Regions from separate parts of the Homo sapiens genome. Here region 1 is linked to region 2. Evidence: read pairs that join two places in POLR2A ChIA-PET (ENCODE). Cell type or tissue: MCF 10A. All regions are shown on one strand. Links, peaks and the distances in the headings refer to the core of each region. The heading gives the core; the rest is flanking DNA. Region 1 overlaps TRD-AS1 (TRD antisense RNA 1). Region 2 has its middle 110 kb from the start of TRD-AS1.

Region 1 (8,345 bases), core at 302-8,301, 67 kb after region 2:
AGAAAAAAATTCATTCAGGTGTCAGAACTCTTACTCTTCACTTTGTGTGTGACTGTAGACAAGTCAGTTAACCTCTTTGCACCTCAGATTCTCATCTGTACAGTAAAGAGTTCACATTAGATTGTCTCTAAGTTTCCTTCAGCACTAACAAGCCGTGGGACATAGGAGAACAAATTTGAAAGATTCCTGAGATACAGGAGTATGGATTCCTGCAGCTGATTCCTTTATGTGACCCAGTAAGGATAAAATCGAAAAAAGGAACTAAACGAAATACACTCTTGATTAATCAAAGGGGATTGAAAGTCGTGGCTAACCTCACACCTACCTTGCATCACCTCCAGCTCACCTCCCTTGAGACACTCCTCCTCTTCTTTAATGCCTCATCATGATTCTCAAAAACTGTGATCACTCAAGGTTGAAGCTTTTAATCTCCCATGTATAAAAGGATATGCAAATAGAGTTCAGTTTCCTGTTGAGTCTCTGCCAAGGTCTTAGCCTGGCAGTTCTGGGAAAAGAGCCAAAGACCTCATATTTCTTGGCTGTTAACATTCTCCCATCTGTGCTCAAGTCAGCAGCCTAGGCTTCAGGCTGTGGTTTGTCTTTAGTCTTACACTTTCCCAAGTTTTCTGAAGGAACCCTTTAGAATGTTCCTGCAAGAAAGTAAGATACAAGTGGCTCCCAAGAAACCAGACAGAGGATTATCTGGTTATATTTGGAGGCAGTAAGAAAAAGACCAGGAAGTCTATATTCCTATAGTATATAGCCACAGAATCCAATCTTGCAAGCTACTTGAAATGCTGATATTAATTAAGTCTTAGGCAGGGCTTTCAATAAGTCATCTGTGTCTCCAATATGGGATGTCCCACATCATGCATATGCACAGTGAAAAAAAGCGAGGTCCTTGGGTACAGTACAGCATTCAAAAATTAAAGATCTGAAAAACACAAGACATCTCAGTGTGCTTCCGGGCTGGAGGCTCTGCTAAACAACAGAAGCAGAGACCGGACTAATTGTCCCCCATGTCTCTTTGACTGAACTCACACAAAATAGAATCTACCATTTTTACTCAGTGCGGGGTACCCAGACTCAAGTTTACTGCAATGTTGTTACCAATATTCTAATGGAAAATTATATATTCAGAGCTATGTTAAATTTGACCATTTATTAAACATGAAATTTCTACTTTTTCTGTAAGTGCCTTGTCTTACTTGTATTTCCCGGTATTTCCCTTCTAAAGCTAACTCCCCAAAGGGCTTTCCTGTATGTTCTCACTTCCATTACAAAGTCAATGTACAAGTTAATTTTTTTAATTTCTTTAGAAACCTTTATAAAGAGATTTCCTCCTTCATTTCTCTGTTATCCCAGGCAGCTGTCAGGAGCAAAGAGCTCAAGCCTGCACTGCCTTGGAACAGGACATCAGCAAAAGACACTCTCAATCTACTCAGAAGGCTGAGGTGGGAGGATTGCTTGAGCCAGGGGTTCAAGACCAGCCTGGACAACTAAGTGAGGCTCAGTCTCAAAAAAAAAAAAAAAAGATCTCAATATTATTGTTCCATACCCAGTCATTCACTTGGTGTTTTCTGCAGCATTTATTTATAAATATCTCAGTCTGTTCTTAATCCTTGAGCCTATATTTTTTAAAATCATACTTTGATATCTACTCAGAGTATTGATTCTCTTCAAATTTCCCACCTCTTAGTTCTCCTCCCACTCTCTCCCACCCTGAGCCTTACACCTCCAACAATGATCATTCTAAGACCATTTATATCTCAATAGGAAAGTGATGTAAAACGGGTCTCCTTACTCTGTTTTGGAGGGTTTTTTTGTTGTTGCTGTTGCTTGCTTCTCTGTCCCACCCCAAACTCATGTGTGTCTGAAATTTAGCACCACCTTGCGACGTTTGTGAGCATTTTTCTCAGAGCAGCATTTTGAGACTGAGCCTGAACTCCACTGATGTTATGACCCTTAAAAGTGTCTGGCTCCAAAAGACTAAGGAGTTCCTGCGTAAATCCAGGTCCAGCTACTTCATCACTGTGACTTGTTATTGGAAAAGGTTGAGCTATCAACATATTGCTCCTGTAAAGGCTCAGAACTGAATCTTAGATTCTTCAGGATATTTGAGTCCTCTGAGGCTCCTGGGTAAAGACTCCAATGTAGCAGTTCTGTGGACTATAAATGGGAGATATCCAGATCATACACCTTCAATGGAAGAAAAAGCACTGTCACCTTAGACGACTCCAACTCTGTAGTCTACTTTTGTCTTCCTAATATCATACCTCATTCTCCAGTGGGTTTATGGCAAGCCTCATCTACTCAGAAGTAACCAAGTACAAGCCAACACACTCTTGTGTTAGTGTGGAGGCCCAAAGTGGCATAAGTGAATGTGACTCCAGATGAAAACCTTCCCCTCTCCAACACAAAGATGCCAAAGACTATGTATAAAGCAAGTCTTAAATCACTCTATATTTCCATTTGAATATATTTCCCCAGTTCCTGTGCATTGCTTCTGCATACACAGAATTCAATGATAAAAATTGAGACTGTCTCCTAGATACAGTAATTAACTCAGCTATCAATGCCAATTGACTGTGTAGAGGGGAGACAATTTTGTACCAAGATTTACTAACCTCTATTTTAATGGAAAAACAATGGAAAAGCTTTCTTCCTACTATGACTCTCTCTGGATAAATTGCTTGCCAGGAAGCGTTAGGATAATTCTGCCATGACTCTTTGTCTTCCACACCCAAAGACATTTGGTCTCCATCACATATGGAGGAAGGATCTCCTTGTTCAGCAGTATTTACACCATCACCCTGACACCCGCAGTCAGATCTAACTATACAGCTTGGCTAATAAACCTGGAGAAGCTCATATTCTAAGAAAAAAGTGGAGAGTGGTGGGACAGATGGGGCCTGAGTGCTGGGAAACTGCCCGTGCCCACTGCTGACTTGGTCTTCTCACCAGCTGCTTGATCTAACAGATGCATCTTCCTTATGAGGCACCAGAGAACCAGAATGTCCACATCCTGTGGTCCCCTGTACCCTTAACACCCCACATTTGAGTTCCTTTCCAATTCAGAAAACAAAACCTGCAGGCTTTGAGCCAATTTACAACAGATGTGGGTCACAACAACCAACTACCCAGGAAGCCTCCACCAGAACGCAGCGTGAGAATCAGCTTCTTAGATATTCCCATACGTGTGATCCCATCAATCATTTAACAACTGTCAAAGAGAAAGACTAGGAGACTTTCTCCCGAGCATCTCCAGGGATTTAATTCACTATGTTGGAAATTAAGAGATTACTACTAAGCCATAAGAAGGCTAAGACAGAGTTAAAAGAATTATTGGAAGGTTGGCATTACAACTTTACGTGTACACTAGGAAAATCTGCAGCTCTACCTGTAGCTTTGACATAATGCCTTCCTATACCCTGTCCTTGCCCAACTGTGACTCCCACATCATGGTCATACCCTGGATAGGCCCCTCTCTGCATGTAGAGCAATGTGAATGGGGATTCTGCTTATCAGGATATCATCACTAGTCTGTGCCAGGCCTTGCAAGAATGTCCTTGTACTGCAACTATTTGTACCAGATGGTACCCTGGCCACCCCTAAGTGTGCAGACTTTTTAACTTTTTCCCCCAAGAAAGTGGTCCCTGATGTGCACTGCCTACTGAGTAAGGCTAAGAAAGATAGGAAGGAAGAGGACAAAGTGCAAGGAGAGAAACATTTTTGCAAGGAGAAAAATAATGATGTGGATGCAGAATATTTATCATGTGAATTCATATTAACCTGACTTCCTCAGAAAATGTCACCGTTAGTATTAGAATGTGTATTTCCTTCGGAGCTCTGAAAGAAAATATGAGAATTCAAGGGGTGCTAGTGCAGAATACACACACACACACACACACACACACACACACACACACTGTGCTTCACTGTGGCTGGAATGATGCAGAGTCTTGGCAATAGTTCGGGAAGCTGCTAGCTGTCCGCCCATTGTAAACAGTGAAGTAGGTCATCTGTGGCTCCCCATCCTCATCTGTCTGGGCCATTTTCTTGGGCCCTCCTCCACATCCCATTCCTCATATGTTCTCATTCTATTTCCATCAAACCTCAATCTCAAGAAATGACCTGAAATCAATTCGTACTAATGTTTGAGTCATGAAAACAGAGGAAGGCTTTAGCTTCTCTGAGATTGGCAGGGAGGGTCGCTAGTGAGCATTGTATTTTCATAAAGATAATAGCCATAAGCTAAACACTGCAGCAACCACAGCAGAATTTTCCAAGCCTGAGGAACACTGCCCAAAATGAAAGACAGAGGTTTGTTCTCTCTTTGTTTGGAGGTTCAGTGTGGATCATACACAGAGAGTCTGGAGCCTCCCACAGTGGACACTTCTTTTCCTCTGTCCAGGGAGAAGTCCAGCTGGAGCAGACAACCAGAGAGAACATTAGCCTGACCATGGGGAAAGGCATTGCAGCAGAATTAGGCCCAATAGAGGAAAAAAGATGCCTGGAAAGAAATTTCATTTCAATAGCAGGAATAGCTTTGTAAGAGCTGATAGCCATTCAACAGTGAAACAAGCATCCTTGTCAGTGGATGAGTTCGGTGGATGACTACACTGGGAAGGTTGTCTACATTGGTTGGGAGCTAAACTCAGTGAGCTCTTTCCCTCCTAGAATTCATTATATACTGTATGTATATGATTATATATACTCTGTGTATGTAATCGTGTATTACATATACTCCATATATGTATATTACATATACATATATTACATATACTCTGTATATGTAATCATACTCCATATACACATTTGTATCCATTACATATTCAATTTTCCATGCTATTGGATATTTTTCCTATTCAATAATTTTAATAAGCTATGTTAATATTGTATCTAGAGCTACATTATAGTTTACTCAATCAGTTCTCTTCATGGTTGAGCATTTAGGCAACTTCTAAATTTTTCCTACTATGAAAATTATTATGATGAACACACCTGTACTTACAACTTTTTCATTATTTAAAGTCATCATATATGTATATGATGATTTGGATCCACTTCCACATCCCATTCCTTATATGCCCTCATTCTATTTCCATCACAACTCAATCTCAAGAATATTTCAGTATGTGACCTGAAATCAATGCATTCTAAAGTTTAAGTAATGAAAACGGAGGAAGACTTTAGCTTTTCTGAGGTTGGCAGGGAGGGTCACAGGTGAGCATTGTATTTTAATAGCAATAATAGCCATAAGCTAAACACTGCAGCAACCACAGCAGATATACAAATGGTATATATACAAATATACAATTATATTTGTATAAATATATATAAACATATAATAAAGTAAGCTCCTATTTTCTTAATTAGAAGATTCAAAGTTAAGAATTTTGTCCAACTTGAATATATGAAACTTTAGGGTTATAGAGAAATTAGCCAATTCTACTTTAGATGTTTTAATGTATTAATACAGTTAAACACACATATTTTAAAATTACATATTATATAAAATAATATATCAATTTTGAATACTGCTATTTCCTTTTAATAATTCATAAAATAACTTTAAATTCTTCACAGGCATTTCAAATCAATGTATTTGTTGCCACTAGAGCCACTTTTTTATCCTCAAATATTTTTCCAGAGTATATGAAACTCACTTTGCTAAATTGAAAATTAAGAGGCACATTAGATTTAGAAACATAATTTTAAATTGTTTCAATGATGGCACATTATTAATACCTACTTTGAGACACAATACATACTCACATAATATTAGAATCATTGTTTTGCCATTTATCCTGTAAGTGAATATTCATGATCTCCACAACAAAACATTTACTTTGATAGATTTGTTTAAACAATATCAAACACTTGCAGTCTTGAAGGCACTGGAAGACCCAAAAAATAGTTACTACGTTTCTGTTAAACTACTTAGTCATCTTTTTAACTAATTCTATCAGCTGACTGCCATAAGCATCCATGAGCTAGCATTGATTGAGATCATTCCAATGTGTCCTCACTAAACTGTACTTAACTGTTCAAAGCCAAATAATTAAGTGAAAGTATGGTAATACTGTTTTTCATAATTATTGTAAGGAATCAAATATAAGGGATTTCTTCTTCTCTGAGGATCATGAACCTTACTCCATGTTCAAATAGATATAGTATTTTTTCACAGTAAATTCCCCAAAGTGGAAATAGTCACTCAAACGAATACTTTTACTCTTTTGACATTAACCAAATGGCTTCCAATAAAAATCAAACAATTTATATTTTTACCAACATCTTGCCCACATTGGGAGTGTCAACATTTTGAGCAAAAGCTTTAATTAAATATCCATGCAAAAAATGGTTTGTTAATACTTTACAGTTTTATTACTAGAGGGTTAAAATCCTTTTTCAAGTCTGATAATCAATGATTAACTTTCTTCATTTGTCCTTCACCCATTTGTTTTTTAGGTTGATGGTGTTTTACTTATTGATTTGTGTAATTATAATAATTTTGTGTCTGAGTTTTACAGCATTTAACCACAAAAACAGCATTGGTGAAAGGAGTTTCAGGGGTATTGTGGATGGCAGCGGGTGGTGATGGCAAAGTGCCAAGGAAAGGGAAAAAGGAAGAAGAGGGTTTTTATACTGATGTGTTTCATTGTGCCTTCCTACCACACAGGTTGGAGTGCATTAAGCCTTTGTCCAAAAACACCCAGCCGTGACCCGCTATGTATGTCTCAGCATTGGGAAGAGTCCTCTGAGTGTCATGGGAAAATAATATATGAGTTTTATTGCCCCTGTGTCCCAATTATTTTCTGTTTACTCCATGTTGGTCTACAGCAATAGCTTCAGAACATAAACAAATATCACCAAAAACATCAGTGATGAACAATTCCAACCACACATTTCAATGTTTACTAAATATACCCGTGGCACTGTAAAAAAGAATATAATGGAAGAGTAAAGGAATTGGGACTGATCGTGACTGAGAACCTGTATAGTAGGCTACACACTAGCTATATGATGAACCAAGAAGTTGAACCCAAATCTAACTAACTTACATAATCCCTTCCTTTAAAGAACTTAATGTCCAGTGCAAAGCAAGTGTTCAAAAAAGTGTTTGTTGTGAATTGAATTCATTTCATTGGAATACAGCATGCTTGCAAAGTCCCAACTTTTTAAAATAATGTGTTTCTAAAGACCACTGGTCTTTAGAAAGACCAATGACCAAAGACCTTAGACCATTGGTCTAAGGACCATCTGGAAGCAGATCCCCAAGGTGAAATTCTGACGTTGAATTCCCAAATCTAACAGGTCATGTGCCTTGTTCTGATGAGAAAACTGTCGAATAAGGGAGTAGCAGTGGCATGAAGGTTGTTAGTAGGTAGCATAGGCCAAATGGCCCAGTGATGTGATGAAAAGTGCACTCCTCCAAATAAGACCCTAGTTACTAGAAAGTCACAAGTAGGTAAACAGATGCCGGGAGGGACAGTTTTTGTTGGATAAAGTCAGCAGAGAAAGGCTTTTGGAGGAGATGAATCCTGAGCTGGTGTCTACAGATAGTGACAGACTTAGTGCGACTAGGAATATTATGGAGAATAAAAGAATCTCCCTCTCTAACTAATGCCACCAAGCAGTCCCTTCACCCCAGAGCAAAGGCATAACCTATCTTCACCCAAGTGAACTATGTATTCTTGAAATATATCTCCTTGGAACTAAACCATTTTTCTGTTCACTTCAAATCAACCAGTGTTAATATCATAGATCTGACAGCTTAGAAGGCCTGTGTTCTCCTTCACTCTTCTCTTGACCCTATGTGAGTTTGATTCAAGAGCATGGGGATTAGTCCCTTCTCTTGAATTACAATCACCAATCAGCACACCACATCCAGTTGCTCTTTTTAAGTCTAGGAGAGCAAAAACAATGCACAGGTGAAGGAAACTATGCCTAGGCCTCATCCCTAGGTTGTACAAAGTAACTGAATTTATGGCTTCAAGGACAGAATAAATCAAATAAAATCAAAGAAGCCCATTTTCAGGGAATAGAAACAATTCACAGAAATAACACCTTGAATGAAATTCTCATTTTTAGTGCAGAAATGGAACATAACATTCTTAGATTACTTGCTTTCTAAAAGTGAATATTCTTTAGGTATTACTTTTTCAACATTGATGAGTTTACAACATTTCTTTTTGCATAGCAGACAAAACTGTGTAGGCATTCACAGTTACAGAAAGAAAAAATATGACTAGCTTCCTGCTTCACACAAAGAAATCATGCAAAAAAAAAATTTCAAGCCAAAAGAAAAAAAAAGTTTTAAAACATTTTAAAGTCTCATATTA
Region 2 (8,345 bases), core at 85-8,084:
CACAGAATTAGAAAAAACTACTTTAAATTTCATATAGAACCAAAACAGAGCCCATATAGCCAAGACAATCCTAAGCAAAAAAAAAAAAAAAAAAAAAAGAAACAAAGCTGGAGGCATCACACTACCTGACTTCAAACTACACTACAAGCCCACAGTTACCAAAACAGCATGGTACTGGTACAAAAACAGATATAGAGACCAATGGAACAGAACGGAGGCCTCAGAAATAACACCACACATCTGCAAACATCTTTGACAAACCTGACAAGAACAAGCAATGGGGAAAGGATTCCCTATTTAATAAATGGTGTTGGGAAAACTGGCTAGCCATATGTAGAAAGCTGAAACTGGACCCCTTCCTTACAACTTATACAAAAATTAACTCAAGATGGATTAAAGACTTAAATGTAAGACCTAAAACCATAAAACCCTAGAAGAAAACCTAGGCAATACCATTCAGGACATAGGCATGGGCAAAGACTTCATGACTAAAACACCAAAAGCAAGGGCAACAGAAGCCAAAATTGACAAATGGGATCTAACTAAGCTAAAGAGCTTCTGCACAGCAAAAGAAACTATCATCAGAGTGAACAGGCAACCTACAGAATGGGAGAAAGTTTTTGCAATCTATCCATCTGACAAAGGGCTAATATCCAGAATCTACAAAGAACTTAAACAAATTTACAAGAAAAAAACAACCCCATCAAAAAGTGGACGAAGGATATAAACAGACACTTTTCAAAATAAGACATTTATGCAGCCAACAAACATGAAAAAAAGCTCATCATCACTGGTCATTAGAGAAATGCAAATCAGCCAGAGTGAGATACCATCTCCCACAAGTTAGAATGGTGATCATTAAAAAGTCAGGAAACAACAGATGCTGGAGAGGATGTGGAGAAACAGGAATGCTTTTACACTGTTGGTAGGAGTGTAAATTAGTTCAACCATTGTGGAAGACAGTGTGGCAACTCCTCAAGGATCTAGAACTAGAAGTACCATTTGACCCAGCAATCCCATTACTGGGTATACACCCAAAGGATTATGAATCATTCTACTATAAAGACACATGAACACATATGTGTATTGTGGCACTATTCACAATAGCAAAGATTTGGAACCAACCCAAATGTCCATCCATGATAGACTGGATAAAGAAAATTTGCACATATACACGATGGAATACTGCGCAGCTATAAAAAAGGATGAGCTCATGTCCTTTGCAGGGACATGAATGAAGCTGGAAACCATCATTCTCAGCAAATTATCACAAGAACAGAAAACCAAATACTACATGTTCTCACTCATAAGTGGGAGTTGAACAAGGAGAACACATGGACACAGGGAGCGGAACATCACACACCGGGGCCTGTCTGGGGGTCAGTGGACTAGGGGAGGGATGGCATTAGGAGAAATACCTAATGTAGGTGACGGGTTGATGGGTGCAGCAAACAATCATGGCACGTGTATACCTATGTAACAAAACTGCACGTTCTGCACACGTACCCCAGAACTTAAAGTATATATATATATATATATATATATATATATAGTGTGTGTGTGTGTGTGTGTGTGTATTTAAAAAAAGATACTTTCCTAATTAAAGATAGTTTCCTACCTTGAAAAATCTCTAATGCCAGCTACTAAAGTAACAATTTCTCACTTATCCACAGGGGTTATTTCTGGCCAGTGAGATGATGAATGACTGTTTTATGTTAATTTTTAATTTTATAGTATTCTCATGGGATTAAAATAATTCCGCTAACCACAAAAAAAAAAAAAATCAGGAAACAACAGATGCTGGAGAGAATGTGGAGAAACAGGAACAGTTTTACACTGTTGGTGGGAGTGTAAATTAGTTCAACCATTGTGGAAGACGGTGTGGCAATTCTTCAAGGATCTAGAACCAGAAATACCATTTGACCCAGTAATCCCATTATTGGGTAGATATCCAAAGGATTATAAATCATTGTACTATAAAGACACATGCACGCGTAAGTTTATTACAGCACTATTCACAATAGCAAAGACTTGGAACCAACTCAAATGCCCATCAGTGATAGACTGGATAAAGATAATGTGCCATATATACATCATGGAATACTATGCAGCCATAAAAAGGAATGAGTTAATGTCCTTTGCAGGGACATGGATGAAGCTGGAAACCATCATTCTCAGCAAACTAACACAAGAACAGAAAACCAAACACCACATGTTCTCACTCATAAGTGAGAGTTGAACAATGAGAATATATTGGCACACGGAGGGAATATCACACACCAGGGCCTGTCGGGGGGTTGGGGGCTGGGGAGGGATAGCATTAGGAGAAATACCTAATGTAGACAAGGGGTTGATGGGTGCAGCAAACCACCGTGGCACACCTATACCTATGTAACAAACCTGCATGTTCTGCACATGTATCCAATAACAAAGTATAATATAAAAATAAATTAAAATTTATATTTTATATATATTGAAATTATTTATATATTTTGAAATATATTATATATATTTATATATAAATATATATTATATATATATATATAAATATATATTATATATATTTATATATAATATATATAATATATATTTATATATAAATATATATTATATATATTTATATATAAAATATATATTTTATATATTCCACCAGAATATAAGCATCAACTGGGATCTAATTAAACTAAAAACTTCTGCACAGCCAAAGAAATAATCAGCAGAGTAAACAGACAACCCACAGAGTGGGAGAAAATATTTACAAACTATGCATCTGACAAAGGACTAACATCCAAAATCTACAGGGAACTCAAACAAATCAGCAAGAAAAAACAAATAATTCCAACCAAAAGTGGGTTAAGGACATGAATAGACAATTCTCAAAAGAAGATATACAAATGGCCAACAAACATATGAAAAAAAATGCTCAATATAACTAATTATCAGGGAAATGCAAATCAAAACCATAATGTGATACCACCTTACTCCTCCTACAATATGGCTATAATTTTTTTAAAAATCCAAAAATCAAAGATGTTGGCATGGATGTGGTGAAAGAGAACAATTTTACACTGTTGGTGGGAATGGAAACCTATGGAAAACAGTGTGGAGATTCCTCAAAGAACTAAAAGTAGATCTACCATTTGATCCAGCAAGCCTGCTCCTCAGTATCTACCCAGAGGAAAACAGGTCATTATACAAAAAATACACTTGTGCATGCATGTTTATAGCAGCACAATTCACAACTGCAAAAATATGGGACCAGCCTAAATGCCCATCAACCAACGAGTGGATAAAGAAAATGTATACACATATATACCATGGAATACTACTCAGCCATAAAAAAGAATGAAATAATGGCATTCACAGCAACCTGGATGAAGCTGGAGACCATCATTCTAAGTGAATTAACTCAGGAATGGAAAACCAAATATTGTATATTCTCACCTATAAAAGTGGGATTTAAGCTATGAGGATACAAAGGCATAAAAATGATATAATGGACTCTGGAGACTCAGGGGAGAACGGGTGCACCAAAATCTCAGAAATCACCCTAAAGAATGGACCCATGTAACAAAAACCTCTTGTTCCCCAAAAAATTATTGAACTAAAATAAAATAAAAGTCATTTTTTATAAAAGAATCTAAGTATCAAAAAGCCCAGGACTTTGTCTGAATTATTCAACAAATGAATAAAGATCTGATACATGTATAAATAAGTAAATGATGTTATTTATCACCTAAATATGACACTGTCTCTCTGACTTTAATTTTCCTTTCATCTGCTTATTTTTCTTCCCAAGCCATGAATATGGGACAAAAAAAAGGGATTAAGACACAAACACCAAGAATTGGCAAGTATAATGAGGCTGAACTTGAAAAATAACAATAGTTCAGGTAACCATATATTAAATTTGTCTCAAGAATTTATTTTATTTTCTCATTCATTTATTCAACAAATATTTACATCACGCCTATTATGAGTTCTTTTTGAAAATGCAATAACTGTCTCTTACATTTGTACCATTGTTTATAGTTTACAAGGTCCTTTCTGATACTTATTTTAACGTATCCTCATAAACAATTCTTTGAGGTAAGCAGGTCTTATGAGGAATGAGTCTTATGAGGAATGAGTTACCAGATTAAGGATCATTGGGTTGTAAAAATCTTGAGCTAGAAAGCATTCCATCGTTTTATTGTTGATACAACTATATACAGAAGCCCATTATCAATCTATTTATTTCACCACAGAGAGCTATAATACACCCATTGACCATCAGTACCAGTATATTAATTTTCACTTCTGGGATTTCCAGCCTACTCTTAGCTTCAATGTTAGTGTGAATATTTCATGGTAGAATGCACAAACTTTGAGGAAGGTGCAATGCTTTCCCTGTTTCTTCCACTTATGTTCAGGTTCTGCACATACTGTATGTTCTCCATAAATATTTATTGGTGAAGAGAACAGTTATTAATGTAAGAATCTCTCTATTCAGAAAATATCCAAGGAAACTGTGATAGCTGCTGGTTTCCAAAGATGGTCTTCCAATGAACTATGTCTCTCAGTATTCGGAATTTTGCATAATTCCTTCCCCTTGATCTGGACTGGCTCTGTGACTTGATTATAACCAACAGAACATGGTGGTGGGTTAAGCAATACTCATTTCATAGGGGGCATTTCTGGTCACATGATACTTAATGGTCCATGGTCAAATACTAGGATCCAGCAAAGAGCCAAGAGCTGTTTCTCAAAAAAAAAAAAAAAAAAAAAGAAAAAGAAAAAGAAAAAAAAAGAAAAAAGAAAAAAAAAGTTATCTGCAGAGTATGGCATGGCTTTGCTCCCAGATTCTAAAAGTCTGTTCTGGAATTTACCTAAGAGGCCTGCCAAAAGCTCAATAGGCACTTTAAGCACCACTGAATCAGATGTGTCATATGACCAAAGTGGCAGGGAAGCTTGCCACCCTCTCACAAGGGCTTGTCTTTCGCCAGGCCTTATTCAAAACTGGAAGCCTTTCAGATTACTCATTCAGCAAATAGGTTTAGACTATAACAACACACCCAAATAAGATATGTTGCCTCCAAAATCCAATGAGGCACACCAGAAATTGGGACTCTTTCTTTATGGTAGGAGAGACCAGATGTAGCATTGAACTTCACCTTGAAAGAGATATCTCAACTTTCCCCAGACCATGAAACCCCAAGAAAGTTCCTGAAGGAGCAAACTTCTAAATTTTTCTGGGATTTATTTCACAACCTCTTGCCTCTATGGGTCTTACCAAGGTGTCTAAAGTAGTTGCGATTTCCTGGTCCACCAGTGTAGAGGATCCATGTGGTGTGTTGTGAAATGAAGAGGCAATCAATTTCCTGTGGAATAGAATAGGCCAGGGTTGGAGAGTTGATATAACCCTGAGGTGAAACAAGGAGGGTACCTTGTTTCACCCTTCCAGATGAAAGAAAAATGCTTCTGATAGTCTCTACTAACATGTATATAGAGGAAAAAATGACTTCCCATATCAGTATTCATATATTAGATGTACATATATTGATTTACTATAGCAATGAAACCACATCTGGAACAGCAGCTGTGATTGTACTCACCACCTGATTAAGTTTACAATAATCCTTTGTCATTCTTCAAGATCCATCTGTCTTCTGCACAGGCCAGATAGTTGAGTTGAATGGAGGTGTGGTGAAAATCACCAGCCCTGCATCTTTTAAATCTTTTATAGAGGCACTAATCTCTACAAGTCTCTACAGAATGCAGTGCTGCTGTGGATTTACTAGTTTGGAATACAAAGGCAGTTCTAATGCCTTCTACTTGTCCTCACTCCTCAGATCAGATAATCAATGTAGTTATTCTGCCTTTCCTGAGTGTGCCTCCTTCAGTTAAGCATTCTAGAACTTGGGAAATAACCATGGGGTAAGTTCAGAGCTAACTGGATGCAATATGAGATGGACCTGAGCCAAAATACCATTAATCATTCAGCTTCAATAAACCCCTACTCTGGTAAATAGGCAATAGTAGCATATTGTGTCTCCAAGGACTGGTATCATTTCAGAGCCAATGTCCAGAAATCCCCCAAAGGTCTGGTTATTTACCCTTCCCAAATGCACTATGACCTTGGCAAATGGCTTTAGGTCTTTTCAGGGAAGGAAAGAAAGAGAAATTACAGTCTAAACTTTTGGAATGTAAATATAAATTAGAAAAAATCCTGCAGTCCTTTTGGCAGGCAGGGTACCTCATCATTTTGTTCCTGCCCTGATATGGGTTGCCAGGAGTTGAGTCTAGCTATAGGCATACAAACAGTGAAAGATGTTGGGGGTGAGTCTTGAGGGGTCTCAGCAATTTTCCACAGAGTAAGTCCTTACAGCCTTTTCAATCAAGGGAGGACTAAACTCCTCAGAGGGAAAGGCTGCTTCTGCTGGGAAAGGAGACAGGGCTTTCAAGGTTCTCAGCTTCCAAAGAATCTGCCTACATGTTGCCATCTCAATTTTCAGGGGAGGAAAGAAGGAGAAATTACAGTCTAAACTTTTGGAATGTAAATATAAATTAGAAAAATCCTGCAGCCCTTTTGGCAGGCATGGTACCTCATCATTTTGTTCCTGCCCTGATACAGCCTGCCAGCTCTGTCCCAATCAAAGCCCTAATTTTAACTGTAAGACCTTCAATTGAATTGATGTTCTAATCTAGCTAGCTGCAGGATCAGTCTTTGGGCTTGGTTTTTTGAAATATCAGATCTTGCAGCTATGAGAGATAAGAGTTTCTTTCAGAGTAGTCACAAAGACTTTTCAGTCCCTTGCCTGCATCTTGAACTGAACATTCAACACTCTGAGTTTATTTCTTTTTCTCCATATTCTCTGTGACACTTTGAAGCAACCCACAAACTCCAGTCCTCATACTCCTTACTTCCACTACATTGGTCTATGGCAGCATCTACCTGGTAATCTAACACCTTGCCTTCTATAAGCACTTGATATCAAGGACTACTGTGTCCCATTTACCATTGGCAGTATAGTCACTAATGCTTCATCGAATCAGAGAATCAACACCAAATTCCCATCCTTAAAATTCTATCTCTGGATTCACTTCCAACACCAATAGTTGTGTCAGTTAAGAGTCAGTCAGGGAAGCAGAACCACTGTGAATGATACAGAATATAGGAATAGTGGATTCGTTGTGGAATCAGACCTTACAAATGTGAGAGAAGCTAGAGAAGGAAAGGTCTGGAAGAAGGAGTCAGAAGATCAGAAAAAGGGTCATTAACCTGTCTATCTTATGCAGTAGCACAGATGGACCAGACAGGCTGGGGCTTGGGGGAAATCTAGGAAGCTAAACACTTTCAACCACCAAAGTGGGACTGTGAAGGGGAGCTCATGAAGAACTGTATGGAGAGTGGTTACCTGTCTGTAGCAACCACTTCTGTGGGTCCACAGCCAAGTAGTTGGTGATGGGTCTCGAGTCACTGTTGTTCAGCAGAGCCAAGAGTCAGAAAGATTCGCTGGATGCAGAGTGAAGGAAAGCAAGGACTATATGGGACCTACCAAGCATCTCTCCCTCTGTCCATCACTGTATGTGACCACAGTGACTTCCTAAGAGTAATAGTTACCACTTCTGTGTTCTAACTCTTTTCCCATTTCATCTCTTAGCCAATGCTAATACAGAGCGATACATGAAAGGGGATTCTGAGAAATGCAGTTGTCTGCTTAAGCAAGTTGACCAGCATAATCCAGCACAACTTCTAAATCTCAGAAGATAGCAAATGTGGGCAGAAAGAAAAGTACAGATGCTCCACGGGTTCACTGGTGATCTTTATGGCTGCAACTGACCTAGGATTTGGGAGATGCTTGGAGAGGGACAGAGGGGCACACAGGAACTTTCCTCTCAAATATGAGGATATCAATCTAGATCTACGAGGAGTCCTTTTGGAGATAAAAAGAAATTTATAGGAGATGATGAACAAAAGGCCCAATTTCTATATTAGACTGTCTCCCTGAATGAGGGTGAATACCAAGAGGAGACTGAGCCAAGGCCTCAGCCCTCTGAATTCTAAAATGTAGAGAACTTCATTCTGATCTATTTTATACAAATGGTGCTGGTCTCTCAGACAGTACCTTTTCCGATGAAAGAAAGAGAGAAACGAAGTAGAAGATTCGTAACCCAGCTCAGTAAAGAGGCTTACCTTTGCTCTTTGCTCACCATCATTCCCCCGCTCAAAGTCTCAGCTACCTGCCTCTGTGCAATAGCTACACAGTGCTCCTCAAGTATCTGCCTCCTGAACACAGAATTATAACTAACAAGTATTTAAAATTTATGTATTTGGTGCACATCTTTCAGTATGAGCTTTTTGG

Evidence for each region. ChIA-PET counts read pairs that join two places held together with the same protein. Peaks named below come from ENCODE experiments on the same cell type or tissue, not always from the same donor. Only the 100,000 strongest peaks of a DNase experiment are listed, where the experiment ranks them.
Region 1: POLR2A ChIA-PET joins it to region 2 with 5 read pairs; 2 of 35 experiments call an interaction of 5 or more read pairs at or near these places.

The regions. Positions count from the first base shown.
Region 1 is chr14:22,432,341-22,440,685 of GRCh38, forward strand. The region is part of intron 2 of TRD-AS1 (TRD antisense RNA 1); the gene reads right to left. It also overlaps TRA, TRD, TRDD1 and TRDD2. Among named protein-coding and RNA genes, the nearest start is that of TRD-AS1, 46 kb to the right of the region's middle. RefSeq lists an enhancer at 1,001-1,060. In MCF 10A, for the core only: no CTCF peak of the experiment used is centred there; a DNase peak (open chromatin) is centred at 491.
Region 2 is chr14:22,365,334-22,373,678 of GRCh38, forward strand. It overlaps TRA. Among named protein-coding and RNA genes, the nearest start is that of TRD-AS1, 110 kb to the right of the region's middle. In MCF 10A, for the core only: no CTCF peak of the experiment used is centred there; a DNase peak (open chromatin) is centred at 4,948.